Linked DNA regions of Homo sapiens: regions 2 and 3 are each linked to region 1. Evidence: chromatin contacts called from ENCODE Hi-C or POLR2A ChIA-PET data. All regions are on one chromosome and are shown on one strand. The core of a region is the stretch at or near the end of the contact, and the rest is flanking DNA. Distances in the headings are between cores, read along the strand shown.

The links. Hi-C counts contacts between places; a loop is a spot of excess contacts on that map. ChIA-PET counts read pairs that join two places held with the same protein, here RNA polymerase II (POLR2A). Pooled maps may share reads with other maps.
Region 2: a loop to region 1 is called in a pooled map, with 19 times the contacts of the local background. The contact joins the promoter of RNGTT here to the promoter of MANEA in region 1. A Hi-C loop is called at or near these places in 6 of 50 pooled maps.
Region 3: a map of naive thymus-derived CD4-positive, alpha-beta T cell shows a loop between it and region 1 (22-fold over the local background). The contact joins the promoter of PNRC1-DT here to the promoter of MANEA in region 1. A Hi-C loop is called at or near these places in 1 of 168 maps with a recorded cell type or tissue (naive thymus-derived CD4-positive, alpha-beta T cell), 1 of 37 single-sample maps with no recorded cell type and 10 of 50 pooled maps. POLR2A ChIA-PET finds 5 or more read pairs at or near these places in 1 of 52 experiments (CD4-positive, alpha-beta T cell).

Annotation. Positions count from the first base shown.
Region 1 is chr6:95,574,540-95,579,595 of GRCh38, reverse strand. MANEA (mannosidase endo-alpha) reads right to left here and starts at 2,061. Exons shown (of 5, transcript NM_024641.4): 1 at 1,958-2,061. It overlaps MANEA-DT (MANEA divergent transcript), which reads left to right and starts at 2,145. Exons shown (of 3, transcript NR_104136.1): 1 at 2,145-2,503. RefSeq lists enhancers at 1,462-1,561, 1,025-1,965 and silencers at 1,762-1,821, 2,102-2,191, 2,242-2,321.
Region 2 is chr6:88,961,563-88,966,618 of GRCh38, reverse strand. It overlaps RNGTT (RNA guanylyltransferase and 5'-phosphatase), which reads left to right and starts at 3,001. Exons shown (of 16, transcript NM_003800.5): 1 at 3,001-3,273. The coding sequence starts at 3,210. RefSeq lists a silencer at 2,704-2,938 and enhancers at 2,922-3,301, 3,656-4,582.
Region 3 is chr6:89,078,573-89,083,628 of GRCh38, reverse strand. It overlaps PNRC1-DT (PNRC1 divergent transcript), which reads left to right and starts at 3,049. Exons shown (of 1, transcript NR_187250.1): 1 at 3,049-3,467. PNRC1 (proline rich nuclear receptor coactivator 1) reads right to left here and starts at 2,878. Exons shown (of 2, transcript NM_006813.3): 1 at 2,195-2,878. The coding sequence starts at 2,734. RefSeq lists enhancers at 1,205-2,165, 3,684-3,773 and silencers at 2,074-2,453, 2,844-2,993, 3,044-3,253.

The DNA of each region.
Region 1 (5,056 bases), core at 812-3,311:
GTGCTTTTTTTAAAAAATATATTGTTTTCTTCTAATTTTATTTTGTATGAAGCCACCGGAGATAAATATAACTCAATACTAGAAGACACATCTGGAACTTTCAAAATCAGTTTCAAAATCAATCCTTGCCCAGGTCAGTTTTATTGTAAACACTTGTACCCTCTGGTTAACAGAAATTCAGTGAGGTTTAGTTTCTGTTTTTTGTTTTGTTTTGTTTTGTTTTTGAGATGGAGTCTCACTCTGTTGCCATGCTGAAGTGCAGTGGCGCCATCTTGGCTCACTACAACCTCCACCTCCCGGGTTCAAGCGATTCTCCTGCCTCAGCCTCCAGAGTAGCTGGGACTACAGGCGCACGCTACGACGCCCAGCTAATTTTTGTATTTTTAGTAGAGACAGGGTTTCACCATGTTGGTTGGCCAGGATGGTCTCGATCTCTTGACCTCATGATCCACCCACTTCGGCCTCCCAAAGTGCTGGGATTACAGGCGTGAGGCACCGCGCCAGGCCGCAGAATTTTTTTTAACCTCATTTTACAAATGATGAAGCTGAGCAGTTGGTAACTTTTTCAAAAATCTCTGGGCCAGCAAATGGCCAAGAAACCAATCTAAGGTTAATCACCTAGCAAGGAGCAGATCGAGTCTGGCTCAAGAACTCAAGTTCTTGTCCATGCTATTCTGCCTTCCTTTAAGGTATTAGACAAATCAAATTTAGAGGATACACCAGTTATTTTTGTGACACAAGATGAAAGCTGCTGCTATATGGTTATGTTTTCAATTAAGGATTATGTACCTAATAAACAATGATTAACTGTTACCTACTCCATAAACTGTGCCCAAACTTCATCTAAAGACAGCTTATTCTATTTTATGATCATACATTCACTATTCGTCACACGAATAACAGCAACAGCTCTGGAAATGGTGTTTTCATTGTTGTGATTTTTTGTTTTGGGGGGTGTTTTTCTGCATTGAGCCTGAAAATCCACAAATTCACAGCACTCATGTTTTTTTCAGGTGTGATACACCTGAAATAGATGTATTGTCATGAAAGTGATTTGCAAACAACGTGATACAGTATCACCAATATCTAGGTTTTACTTTATATTTTTGTTTCAAACTACTGCCTCAATACTTTAACGTGAACAGCCTATTCCAGTCCCATTTTTCTTATTTTCAAGTTCTTAATCAACATTATCCCCCCCTTGTTGTTGTTTTATAGCACTTCCACATTTTCTCCTAACACTTATCCGTAGGGTCTTACAACAACAAAACCAAACAGTTATACCTGCCTGTACTTCAAGTTGCTTCTTTGGAAAAAGGAACAACAAAAACACTAATCCAGCACTGTTGCATCCCGACTTAGCAAAGGCTAAGAGTCTAAGATGACAGTGCCAAACACGTTAACAGGTGAACTGAAAAACCATCTCTAGCGGCCTCGCCATCGGGCGGTCTCCTCCCGATGCCCAGAGGCGACAGCTACCTTTCCGTTGCACCCAGAGCCCAGCAGGCCTCGATCCTTCTACTCTCCCGGTCGGCTCAAGGCCCAGAGGCAGTCTGGGGGCACAAGGAGAAGGTGCTGAAAAAGGCTTCCATCCGACCCGAAATTTCCACCTTGTCGGGGAGACAAGGAAAATCCGAGGCGACAGGAGGTACCGTTTCAAAGAGGAGGCGGCGACGAGGCCAGTGAGGTGGGGATAAAGCAGTGTAAAAGGCAGTAAAACTAACGCAGACTAAAACAGGCCTAAGAGTGACAGCCTAGGTTAATCGAGGGGGCTACAGGCTCGCCGCTGGGCGCCACCAGCGCCTGCCAGAGGGGCGCCGGGTCAAAGGGCGCCCGGAGGAAAGCGGCCACCAGATTGGCTGGCGGGCGAGCGCGCAGGCGCCCGCGGTGGACCTCGTGCCTGCCGCCGCTGCTGGCGCCGCCGCCTCCAAGAGGTCTGACTCCTGCAGCTACTCACCAGGGTCGGGTAATTCACTTCTTGCAAGGACTCGGCCAGAGGAGAGGTTAAGACCGCGAACATAGAGCTGACTGCCGCCGCGCCCCGAGCCCAGACAGCCCCTCCTCCCCGAAGGCGCGCGCACAGCGTTCCGGGCGCTTTCAGGGGCGGGACGGGTGGGGGCGGGGTCACGGAGCGGGCGGGGCTCGGGGTCTTCCGGAGCCTCCGGTCGCGGGTCTAAGAGGACTAGGGCGGGAGCGGCGCGGAAGAAAGAGAGGACTGCGTTTTGGGGCGTTCTGTCAGAGGGGAAGGACGTGTGGATTGGAGTCAGACTGCACTCCCGCCCTATTTCTGCAAGTAGAACTCACTGCCTTTAGAAACGGTCTTCTGAGGCTCTGTTGGGAGGCTCTAACTGTATTACAGAGGACACATTTTTGTTTGTTTTTATGTGAAACATTCAGAAGTTGCTTGCATCAAGTGCTTTACAAGTACACTGGTTTTCAAACTTTTAAAGTTGAGGAACTGTTTTGATTTTTGTAAAAATAGAACTTTACTTGGAAGCCCAAGGTAGGCAGATGGAGATGGCGTTTTTAATTTGCGAATGTATTCTATAAAATCACATCTGTACTGAAGTACTAGAAATAATTGAGGATAAGTCAGATGTGAAGAGCAAGAACTTTTGAAATAGGATTACAACTGAAGGTTTCCATCTTACATTAGCTTCAGAAAACAAGAAAATGCTATCTTTTGTTTGGTTACATAGTAACAGGAAGTCCTTATTCAAGCTAGAACTTGCTGATGTGAACAGTTTCATAAGGGCTCTCCTTAAAAAGATTTTGTACACCAATTTTAATTGGGAAATATACATATGAGTATATCTCATGTGCATATCTTAAAGAAGAATGAAAAATGCCCAGGTACCCACTACAGAGCTTAAGAAAAAAAAAATGCCAGTATTTTTGGAGTCTTCTAGAAAGAAGACTCTCTAAAAACATCTCCTTCCTTCCGTTCACCATTATGCTGAATTTTATATTACTCATTCCGTTGTATTTCTGAAAATAGTTACATATGTACGATTCCCTAAAAATACTATTTTCCTAGTTTTATATTTCATATGTGAATCATTCTTCATTTTTCCCCTTTTTTCACTAATTTAGGTTTTGAGAGGTTTTGAGATTCGTCTGTATACAAGTCCATTTCCCATAAACTAGACTGGCACATCGTTACCCTTATGCTATTGTTAGACTTTTTAAGTTTTTGCTGATAAGAGCATCTGATTGCTCTTTTAATTTGCATTTTCCCTTTTGCTAAAGCCTGTTCTTAATTTTATCTCATTTTTTATTAAATTGCTTGCTTTTGAAAATTATTTTGTAGATAATATTTATTTTTTCTAGTTTAATTCTCTCTTGTAAGTTACATGTGTTGCAAATGTCTTCTCTTAGTTTATGGACTGTCTTTCCAGTTTTTATGATGTTTCTTGATTGCCAAAAGCTTTATGCTTCAGTATACAGCTTTTTGAATTTAATAATATTTTACATTTTAATTTTGTGCTTTTTGCTTTCTTGCTTACAAGATTCTTCCCAACATAACATCAGAAACTATTCTTTCTTCTACAAGTTTAAAAGTTTAATTGTAGCAACTTTAAACACAGAAAGGACAAATAATAATATAATGAACACCCATGCACTCAACTCTATGTATTAAAACATTTTGCAAACCCCTCCTCCTAATGATTCTTGTCTAAAATTGCCTTAACTATACTTGGCTCTTTACTCTTTCATTGAAATTTTAGGATGAGCCAGCCAAGATCCATTTAAAAAATTGGATTTCAATTGGGCATTTTATTCAACTTGAGAATTGCATTTAGAGATTTAGTGAAATGTCTTCTTATCTATGAACATGGTATATTTATTTTATTCAGGTACTTTATGTGCTACTATGCTTTGTAATTTATTGAGTATCTTTCATTATATTGCCTCCTAGTTTTATTACTAAAATTAGAGATCTCTCTCTTTAAACTCTATTTTCTAATTGTTTAGTAACATTGTATTAAAAGAGCATCAATTTCAATATATTGGTACTATCTCCAGAAGCTTCGCTGAATTTTTTTGATTGCTTGCTTTATTTCCCTGTTACATCTTTGGATGACCTATATAGGTAATCATATCATTTGTAAATAAGAATAATGGTTTCCTTCTTTCTCTCTTTTCAAACCACTTATTATTCAGTTTTTTCTTTTATTTATTAACAGAGCATCCAGTGCAATGTTTAATGGAAGTAATAATGGCATTCTTGTCCCATTCCTCACTTTACTGCAATACTGCTAACATTTTATAATGATAACAATGTTTGCTGTGGGTTTTTGGTAAATACTTTATCAAGATTATTAAGTGTTCTGTTTCCAGTTCATAATGTATTGTTGTTTGCTTTTTTTTAACCATGAGTGACAGTTTAATTGATTAAATGCTTTTTCTGCACCTATTGAGATAATCATTGTTTCCTATTCTAATATATTTATGGGAATGATTAATACATTTTCTGATGTCAAATGAGAGGGAGAGGATTTTATTTTATAAATATGTTAATGCATGCTCACTTGCTTAAAAACTGGGTACTTTATGACTGCCAGTGTAAATAAATTAGGCAAGTAGATTCTCATTGCATCACACTCTATTCATTGCACAATGGTGTTTATAAACTGGATTAGAATTGCTGCTAGTGCCTCATCTTGTAACTCTGACTGCTCTACCTATCCCCTGCTATTGTCAGGGAATGTTGAGATGGCAATGATAGAAATAATGTTGTTAATATTCTTTTTTTCTTTCACATCACTTTTTTTCACAGTGTTTTTATGTAGAATTTTTTTTTTTTACTTGACATCACTGGAAAGTCAGCAATGTTTTGTTGTAATTATCACATATAGAATGTTATTACATTCTGAATCTTGATTTTGTTTTCAAATATGGGATGGCCATAATAACTGCCACATCCAATTTTTTTATCTCTCATATATACATATAGATTTAATTAGTTCAATAATTTCCTGAATGTAAACAATGTAGAATTTAGTAAATTAATAAGCACTGATGGGAAAGGTCTCCAAGATAAATGAGCAAGTGA
Region 2 (5,056 bases), core at 1,752-4,251, 6.6 Mb after region 1:
CACAACCAAACTTTAAGGAGAATATAAACAGGGATCCTTATCATTCCTAGCCTAGTGAAAAAGAAAAAAAACATCTGGTTTAAAAGTTAACTGTTGATGGGGTGAAGAAAAAAGGATGCCTGGGGGAATAAACCTTTTATTCTTAGGCAAATGGTTCCTCTACCAGGGAGAGAAGCTTATCAGATGGAGTTGAGCCTTGGCCAGGGAAGGGGAAGATGCTGTGGACATGTGGCATTCCCCAGCCCCAGCTGGGAGGGGAGAGGGAATGAGGAGCTGCGACTTGCCTATCCTTCCCAAAAAACGAAGGCAAAGGCCATGGAAAGGCCCCTGACCCCAGGGAGCGATGGGAGTGGGGGCATGGTTTCCCTACCCTCAGAAGTCCACGCATGAAAAGGCTTAGAAATGACAGTGAAAAGTTTTGAGTCCCCGTGTCACTCAACCGCTTCTCAAGCCCCACATTGGGTGCCAAAGCTGTTGTACGACTTTCTCCTTAGTTCAGCTAAGAGCTGGGTCCTGGTCACATGGCCATGAAATATTAGGCTCACAGATGCCTTGAAGGGTGAGAATGGAATTTATTGGGCAAAAAGAAAAAAAGGGAAACAGAGACTCTCCCCAAAGCCAGAGTGCTTCCTGCCTGGTAGACTGAATCCCAGGTTCCACCTAGGAAAAGGAGGGGCCAGGCTCCTCCCCACTGCAAATGGCGCAAATTTCCCAAGGCTCCACCACAGGGTGCATTCCTCCCAGTGCTCAGGTCAAAAGGAGATTCTGCCAAGGAATCCTTCCCACCTGGCTGTCTTACCAGCACTTTGGGAGGCTGAGGTGGGAGGGCTGCTTGCAGGAGTTCCAGACGAAAAAAGTATAAAAAAGTTAGTGGGGTGTGGGGGCCTGCACCTGTAGTCCCAGCTCCTTGGGGGCTGAGGTGAGAGGATTGCTTGAGCTTGGGAGGTTGAGGCTCCAGTAAGGCTGCCCTGATCATGCCCACTGCACTCTAGCCTGGGTGAGAAAGTGAGACCCTGTCTGCAAAAACAAAAGATTTATCTACATATCAAAGTGAAGAGGAAGGATTAATAAATATAGGTTTTTCTCAAGGAAAAGTCCTAGGAAAAGGGAAGACAGATAAGATCTCTCTCTTTTGCCAAAAGAGAACGTTCAATCTTATTTTTTACATGTACACACTCTTCCTTATGGGCAAAATGGATGTTTGATGAAAGACTCACCAATGAAGAGAATCTACATCTGATAAAGAGGAGATCAAGACATATCTGGGAGGGTGTCAGGGGTTCCAGGAAGCGGGGGAGGAATCATGTTGGTCTGTCTGTGAGCATCTATTTTTCTTCTCACAGAGTAGTAGAAACTTGGGACTAGGAGCAATATAGGCAGAAACACACATCAGGCAAGGCATTCCTGACAGGCAGAGAGAAACTGCCTGCTCATCGGGATGCCACTCTCCTACTCTACTCTCTATTGTGGACAAAAGGTAGCCACAGGGTCCTCCCAATTCTGTGGCAATGAGTATGGAGAGGGCATAACTGGATAGCAGAATAAAAATCCAGTGCACATTGCTGCCTTACAGCCAATAACAGTTGCTCGCCAGTGGTATGAAGCTTCTGTGTGCCTAGGACTGAGCTACTGGGTATAGCGTGTGTGGGAAGGGGAGTCACCAAGGGGAGTCATCCCCAGAAGGGGAAGGTAAGATACTCTTCCAGGATCAGGCTCACCTTTCCCATCCTTGGAGGGGGTCTGGGGATGGAAGGTTTTTACCACTTTGGGCATGGTACACACTCTATCAGCAGAAAAGGGAATTCATCGGAGATTATTTGGGTAGACTGATGGCCTTAAAGGAAACTGGGTATTATCTTGTTCTGTCAGGGGAGGAGTTTACACCTTCACTAACAGTTCTGAGCAGATGCAACAGCAGGACAGACCAGAAGTGTGACCTAACTCAGGCTGCCTCAGAGAGATTGCTGTTGGACTGCCTCTATTGATGGGACTCTTACTGAGGGGGTCCAGGCATTCAGGGGGTTGAGCGTCCCAGAAAGTTCCCCACCGACGCTTTAAAAATGTATTCCCTGCAGCCTTACGTTCTTGCAGTTCCAATATAGCATTGGTGTTTAAAGCCAAACTACATTATAATTGATTCGCCATCATCCAGCTTTATATTTAACACTTTAATCTGGTAACAAAGGAAAGGCTCGTTAAAGGACGGCATTTATAAAAATTTTTCAAGCACCTCTGCTTAACTCGAAGGGAAAATAAAAGGCACTGTTTATTTGGTAGGCCAAGGAGAACAACGCCACGAAGAGGTTCTCCACTGATCAATTCCTACCTTTGTCAATTATACCACATTAATTAGTAACTTTTTTTGGAGACATGGACCCTCTCAAACTCCCCAGTATGCTTTGAAACTTTGATCCAGAAATGTACAAACAAAACTCTAAGTGTTCTGGAATTAATTTCAGAAGCTTCATAGATCCTCGTAAGTACTCACCAAAAGAAAAATTCCCCATTTCTGGTACTCCAATCTCATGTCCTTAGAATTCTCCTAAGACTTGTTCCCTTGAACAACTTTCCCTAATTGCAAATCAAACCTAGATCCGGCTGGGACGCCAAGCTTGAGCTGTGGTAACGCTCAGAAGGCCTCTTTTCATCAGTAAAATAGATGCCTTAACGGAAGTGGCGGGCAATCTACGCATGGAAAGGCGCTTGGCTTCCCTCTTTTTTGGGTTTCTCTAGGTTGTCTGGATGGGAAAAAAATACACGCTTCGTCCTGCGGAGTTCGGTACGAGGGCAATTGCACATGCGCAAAGGCGAACCAGTAGCGTCCGGGCGCGTCCGTGGAGCGGGACGGGGCGGGGCGGGGCGGTGCCGAGTGGGGCGAGAGAAGGCCCGCTCCTCCCATTCGTCGCGTCCTTAACTCTTTGCTATCCTTCCGCTGAGCTTCCTCTTCTTTCCCTCTGACCTCGGAAAGGGGGCGGGGCTTTCGGGGGCGGAAGTTGCGGTGCATTGTGGGTTCTCCTGGAGCTGTGGAGTTGATCCTGAATGAAAGTGGCGCGCCGCCCCTGACGTTACCCGGATCGGAGAGGTTGGAATTCAGATTACGGCTGCGATTCGGGTGTCTCGGACCCCGGTGTGCACCGGACCACGGGGAGGCGGCTCCAAAGGCGCGGTGAACGTTGGTGAGGGAGGGCAGCTCTGCGCAGCCCCAAGACATGGCTCACAACAAGATCCCGCCGCGGTGGCTGAACTGTCCCCGGCGCGGCCAGCCGGTGGCAGGTAACCTGGACTGGGGGGCGTTCGAATCCCCACACTCCAACGTGCCCGGGGGTGGGCCGACTGAGGAGCTCAGCTTTTGGTGGTTCTGTGCCCATTAGTGGTATTTCAGGAGCGGGATATGCTCCGTCGGATTACGCTTCGTGGATGAATGGGAACATGAACGGGAGGGGATGGTCGGCGGATGGGGGGCACTTGTTACTATTCCTGCAAGGCTAACTGTGCGAATGTGAAGGTAGACAGGAGGTTGGTGGCAGGAGGTGAGGATCCAGGAATACAGTGGGCGTACTTTGAGTCTTAGTAGTTTGCGAACCTGTTAGGGTTCAACCTTCCCCTCGAAAGAAGGGATGAATATCAGTATTGAGATGGAGGAGGGTTAAGGAGGGAAGGGGCGGTTCCCAGCGGTGAAATGGGGTCACATTGAGACTGGGAATCTGGAGGGTGTTTTTGTTAGTTTTTTATTTTTATTTTCTTGTGAGACAGGGTCTCTTGCTCGGGCTGGGGATCCTCCCACCTCAGCCTCCCAAGTAGCTGGGACTACATGCTCCTGCCACCGCACCCGGCTAATTTTTTTATTTATTAAAGTATATATATATTTATAATGTATATATTTGAGACATAGTCTCTCTCTGTCGTCCAGGCTGGAGTGCAGTGGCGTGATCTCGGCTCACTGCCTCAGCCTCCCAAGTAGCTGGGATTACAGGCGCGTGCCACCACACCCGGCTAATTTTTGTTTTTAGTAGAGACAGGGTTTCATCGTGTTGACCAGGCTGGTCTCCAACGCCTGGCCTCAAGTGATCCGCCCGCCTCGGCCTCCCAAAGTGCTGGGATTACAGCCGTGAGCCACTGTGCCTGGCCATAATTTTTTTGTTTATTTTTTGTGGAGACAGGGTTTCACTGTGTTGCCCAGGCTGGTCTTGAACTCGTGGACTCAAGCGATGCTCCCACTTCGGCCTCCCAAAGTGTTGGGATTATAGGCGAGAGCCACCCCGCTTGGCCGGGTTTTTGTTTTTTTTAATTATTTTTCTTGTAGTTTTTTTCATCTTTATTGAGCTTGAATACAATAAGCTTTAAAGCGTACAGTTTGATAAATTTTGACTGTATATACACAAATATATCTCTTTCCTAGGAAACAACCATGAAACCCCTCAAAGTTTCCTCTTGCCCCTTTTTAAATCCCTCCTTCGCCTGGCAGCCACTGATCTGCTTTCTGTAATTATAGATTGGTTTGCATTTTCTAGAAATTTTTAAATAAATGGAAACATATAGTGAGTACTCTTCTTGGGGTGGAAGGAAGTGTGTGTGGCTTTTTTCACTCAGCATAATTAATTTGATACTCATCCAGATTATGCATGTATCAATAGTTTATTCCTTTTTTATTGCAGAGTAGTAGTTTATTGTTCTGGGTATACCACAATTTGTTTACCTGTTCATCTATTGATGGTCATTTGGGTTATTTCCAGTTTTTAGCTATTACAAATAAACCTGCTGTGAACATTCATGTACAATTCTTTGTGTGGACATATACTTTCATTTCTCTTGTGTAAGTCTCTAGGAGAGGAATGGCTGCATCATATGGTAGGTGTATGTTTTAAGAATTTTAAGAAACTGCCAACCTCTTTTCCAAAGTGGTAACACTTGATAGTCCCACCATCAATGTATTATACAGAAGAAATTCAAAGGACTTAAAAACTAGCAAAAAATTTGGACACTTCACAAAATAAGTTATATGAATAGCCAAAAAGCTATGATGGCGTGGTGGTATGTGCCTGTAATCCCAGCTACT
Region 3 (5,056 bases), core at 1,800-4,299, 6.5 Mb after region 1:
TGTTCTTTGTGACAACACGTATGTAGCTGGGGGCCATTACCCTAGACGAATTAATGCAGAAACAGAAAACCAAATATCGCAAGTTCTCACTTACAAGTGAATTTGGGAGCTAAACACTGGGTACAACATGGATATAGTGGGGAACAACAACAGACACTAGGCACTACTAGAAGGGGGGTTGAGAGAGAGATGGGGACCTACTGGGTACTATGCTCACTACCTGGAATGGGATCATTCATACTCCAAACCTCAGCATCACGAAATATACCCATGTAGCAAACCTGCACAAGTACCTCCTTGATCTAAAATAAAAGCTGAAAATTACAAAAACTTTAATTGGGCATGGTGGCTCACGCCTGTAATCCCAGCACTTTGGGAGGTCAAGGCAAGCAGATCGCTCAAGCTCAAGGAGTTCGAGACCAGCCTGGGCAACATAGCGAAACCCCATGTCTACTACAAATATAAAAATCAGCCCGGCGTGGTAACACGCGCCTCGGGAGGCTGGCTGAGGCGGGATCCCTTCAGCCTGGGAAGGGGAGGATGCAGTGAGCAGAGATCGATCGTGCCACTGCATTCCAGCCTGGAGTGCGATAGAGGCAGACTCTGTCTCAAGAAAAAAAAAACAACAAAAAACTTAAATTTCCCTTGACTTTTAAGTTCACTCTTGTTCGCCACTAAAAATGCAGTTAATCACCACTGCTAGTTACCAGTATGCAACGTGAACCAGTTCTAAAATGTCAAACTAAAAAAAGTCTGAAATAACCCAAGTCCACCTTTCTACAACTGTAAGGAAGACTAATGAGCTCTCTTCCAAATACGAGTGCCAGAAACAATCTTTGCTGTGTACCTCCTTTCTGGTTTAGTAACTGCTTCAAGAACGCTGCTTCACTCACCTTAATCTTTCCCAACTTAAGTGGGCCTTATAGGAAGTCTTGAAAGGATGGAAAAGCGTAAGGTAATCCACTAGATCACTGCACTACCAACACTTGTAACGCGGTAGTAAGCAAGACACGACACGAAAGAGGACCACAACTTTCCACGTCAATAAGGTTCACTGCCAGAGCTCCCTAGTTAGTACCTGTTCTAGAAAACAGGCCAGGAAACAAGCACAAAAGCTTTTAGGTAATCACGGATATTTCAAAAGTCGTGGAATTTTAAAAGGGAGACATTGAGACGATAATTTAAAGAAACAAGGTGGGCAAATTTTTTCCCAAGGGCACAGATAAACCGCAAATCTCTAATTCAATGCAACATTCTTCACTAAATAACGGGAACTTTTTCATTTCATTATTACGAAGATTAAGTCATTGAACTTAAGTCCATAAAACGTTATTCTGACAAGACTTTGAAATCATTTCGTAGACTTAATCCTATTTAAACTTCTATCCATTTTATCCTAATGCAATAGCACTGCAATCAGACGGGCTAAGTCAATTCAATTGCTAACTCTTCTGAAAACTTACTCTGGACACACTAACACGAAGTACCACAGTGGCAAAAGTAATAAAATCAGTTTTGTGCGGCTCCTGCCAACTCTTAACTTGGAACCACTAAGTAGGTCAGGCCCGAGGCGGGCAGAGCCCCAACTGGACTGCGCGTCCCACACCGGGCACCTCACATTTTGGCACAACTCCAACCAAACGAAACCCAGCCGCTCGGAGCCCACTCCACCCCCTACGGCGGGACGTTAGAGGCCGTCTCCGCGTTTCACCGACTAGGACTGGGGCTCCCGATAGCCGGGAGGCCGAAAGCCGGGCCCAGTCCTTCCCCAGCTGCCCCCACCCGGCCTCGCCTCCTTCATGGGCGCCGGAGCGCCGGGCACGTAGCGCGCGCTGACGTCAGCCCTCCCGCGGGCCCTGTCCCTGCCCCCACCCCGCCGCGCGCCCGGAACGCCGAAACCCCCTGGAACGCCGCCAGCCTTCTAAATCGGGGCTGTTGCTGGGGCGCAGCGGCGCTTCTCATTGGCCGACTCCTGGGAGCCAATCAGAAGCGCCAGCGCATGCCTCCCCTTCCCCCTTCTTCCCCCAAAGCAAGAATGGAGCGGGCGTCACGGAAACTTCCCTCCCGAGTAAACAGCCGCCCCCCCCACCCCGCCCCCACCCGCCCGACCCCCCGGGTGCAGGGTCTGCAGCCCCAGAGCTCGGCCGCGACCGTCTAAGGGCCCGACTCCCCAACGGCCCCCTGGCGGCCTCACCTCTTTCCTGAGGGGGGTTTGGCCGGGAGCCGCGGGCCGCAGCGGGGCAAGGTCGGGGCTGGCTCCCTCCGTGCCGGCTGCGGCTGCAGGACTCGGGGCCAAGGCGGCGGCCGGGCCCGGGACCTCCTGCGCTCCGCTCGGGCCGGTCGCGGGGCTCCGGCCGCCCTCCAGACTCGGCCGGTGCTGCTGGTACTGGTGGAAGCGGCTGGGCAGCTGCCCTGCGGGGCTGGCCCGCACCTTCTTCTTTCGCCGCTTCTTCGGCGCTGCCCGAGGAGTGCCTCCCGCCACGGCGAGGCTGCGGTTGGGCAGAGCTGCTGGAGCGCGAGGCTGGGGGGTCAGACACGGGCCATCTCCCCCTAGGAAATGAGGGAGGAAGAGGGTCGGGGGCAGTGCCCGGGGGTCCGGGATCCGGGGTAAAGGAGGCGGAGCCGTGGTCACCATCGGGAGGGCCCCAAAGTAACCTCGGGAGGAAAAGCCAAGCGGCGCAAGGCGGCCACCCAGGACGAGCGGCTCCCGCTGCGGGACGGAGACGACAGTCATAGCGCTAGGAAGCTTGTCGCTCAGCAACGAAGAGAGAAGGAGAAGGTGAATGAAGCCAGTGAAGATAGGGTGGCGGCGATGGATGCTGCTAGGAGAGCCTGAGAAGATCGCGGAACATGACTCGGGCGGTGGCGGCGCAGCAACAAATAGCCACAGCCCCAGCTCCGAGTGTTGTTATCGGAAGCTCCGCCCCGCGCCCGCCCACTTTCCTGCGAAAGCCCAATTAGAGTGCGACAAGGCAGGCCACGCCCCCTCGCTCCGCCTCCGCAGCTTCGGGTAGACACACACAAACAACCAGCTTGCTGCAGCCTGGCACAAAGAGGGCGCACTGCGCAGGCGCTGCCAGCGAGCTCTTTTGGGAAGAATCGGTCCCGCGAACAATGAAATTGGGTTTCCGCCCCACCCTCTTTACTCCTCCCCAGCACGCCCCTGCGCTTCGCCGGGCTAGGGAGTGGTGGTACTGAAATGTCCCGGCGGAGTTTGTTGATGGGGGTGGGGAAGGGAGGGGGCAGGGGGAGGGCGGCAGGAAGAACGGGGGCTGGGAAGAGGGGATGACTTTGGCAAGGCCACGGTTGCCTCCTCCGCTGCTGACCTTGGGGAAGTATCCGTTTTATTTTCAGCCCAACATAACAGCGTTATCATTTTAAAACAAAGATTTCTAAGTACGCTGTAAGGATTTCTTCCCTAGCAATCGTGAAGAAAATCAGTCTACATTTAAATTTTATCTACTGAAGTATGGCTCACGATTCTTTCATTTACTTGGTTCGGCATCGCTGCTTATTAGTCTCGGTGATCAGAGTAAAAATCAAAGTGACTTACTGATTGAATTAGCCCCTCGATGTATAAAAAGTTCTCCGTAAATCCATAAATGGAAGTTGGAGTTTTTACTGATTTCATACTTGAAGGATTGTGAGACTTTGGGATCAGAACATTGTGCCTGGTTACTTGAGGAGGCGGCAAGCCGGCTTGCGTCTCAAAGGGAGAAAGTGAAACAGCTCTGCAACATAGAGTATTTTGTTAGCTGCGCGTAAATAGAAATTTTTCGCGATCTCCCCGCACTGCTCAACCACAAAAAAGAATTGTGGCCATAATTTATCAAGCATTTATGTTCCAGGAACTGTTCTTTACATAGATTGTCTCACTTTAACCTCACAACAACCCTTACGAATAGGTACTAAGAAAAATAGATCAGACCTCAGCTCTGCGAAGTAGGCAGGCTGTCATTCTCTTCCTTTCACTACTAATGCCTGGGGCAATTGTTTAAAGGCATTTTGTTCCTGATTAGCTGCCTACGCATTATCTTTAAGTTTCTGAAATTTAAGATACAAAGAACAATGTATAGCTAGTCAAGAGCCCACGATATTTTAATGTAAATTGGTAAACAATTTAGGAGCTGCCTCTTTTCCTTTAAAAACCTACTTGTAACTTGCTAATCCGAGTGTATATTCAGGGCAGCTTGAATCTATGGTCCTGGGTTGCAGTCCTCAAGCTTGGCCTGATTTTGCCTCAGCTTCTTTTTGGAGGGACAGTACTGTATTTTATTCCCATTTTACAGCTGGGGAAACAGGCTTAGAAAGGCTAAAGGACTTGTCAAAGATCAAACGGTAAGTTAACATCAGAATTTGATCTCCAGTCCAGGTACTGCAAGACAAAAGTTTTAATTTTTTTTTTTTTTTTTTTGAGACGGCGTGTCACTCTGTGGCCAGGCTGCAGTGCAGTGGCGCCATCTCGGCTTACTGCAACCTCCGTCTCCCTGGTTCAAGAGATTCTCCTGCCTCAGCCTCCCTAGTAGCTGGGATTACAGGCACCCGCCACGCCCAGCTAATTTCTGTATTTTTTAGTAGAGACGGGGTTTCACCTTGTTGGCCAGGATGGTCTTGATCTCCTGACCTCGTGATCCGCCTGCCTCGGCCTTCCAAAGTGCTGGGATTACAGGCGTGAGCCACCGCGTCCAGCCCTGCCACACTAGATTCTACATTATTAGAAGACCACAGTAATCTTACACTTCTGTATCCTCACCGCCTCTACAATAGTTTTCAGCTTTGGAGTAGTAAGCAATTAGTAAGCAATGAAACGTTTTATGATTGATGGCAAAGTTGGACAGATTGCATATCCAGAAAAATGCTTCCCAATCACTTTATAAACTTTTTTTTTTTTTTAGACGGGGTTTCTTTCTGACACTCAGATTGGAGTGCAATGGCATGATCTCGGATTACAGCAACAGCCGCCTCCCAGGCTCAAGAGATCCTCCAACCCCAGCCCCCCACGCCCCTGAGTAGCTGGGACCACAGGCACACACCACCACTCCTGGCTAATTTTTTG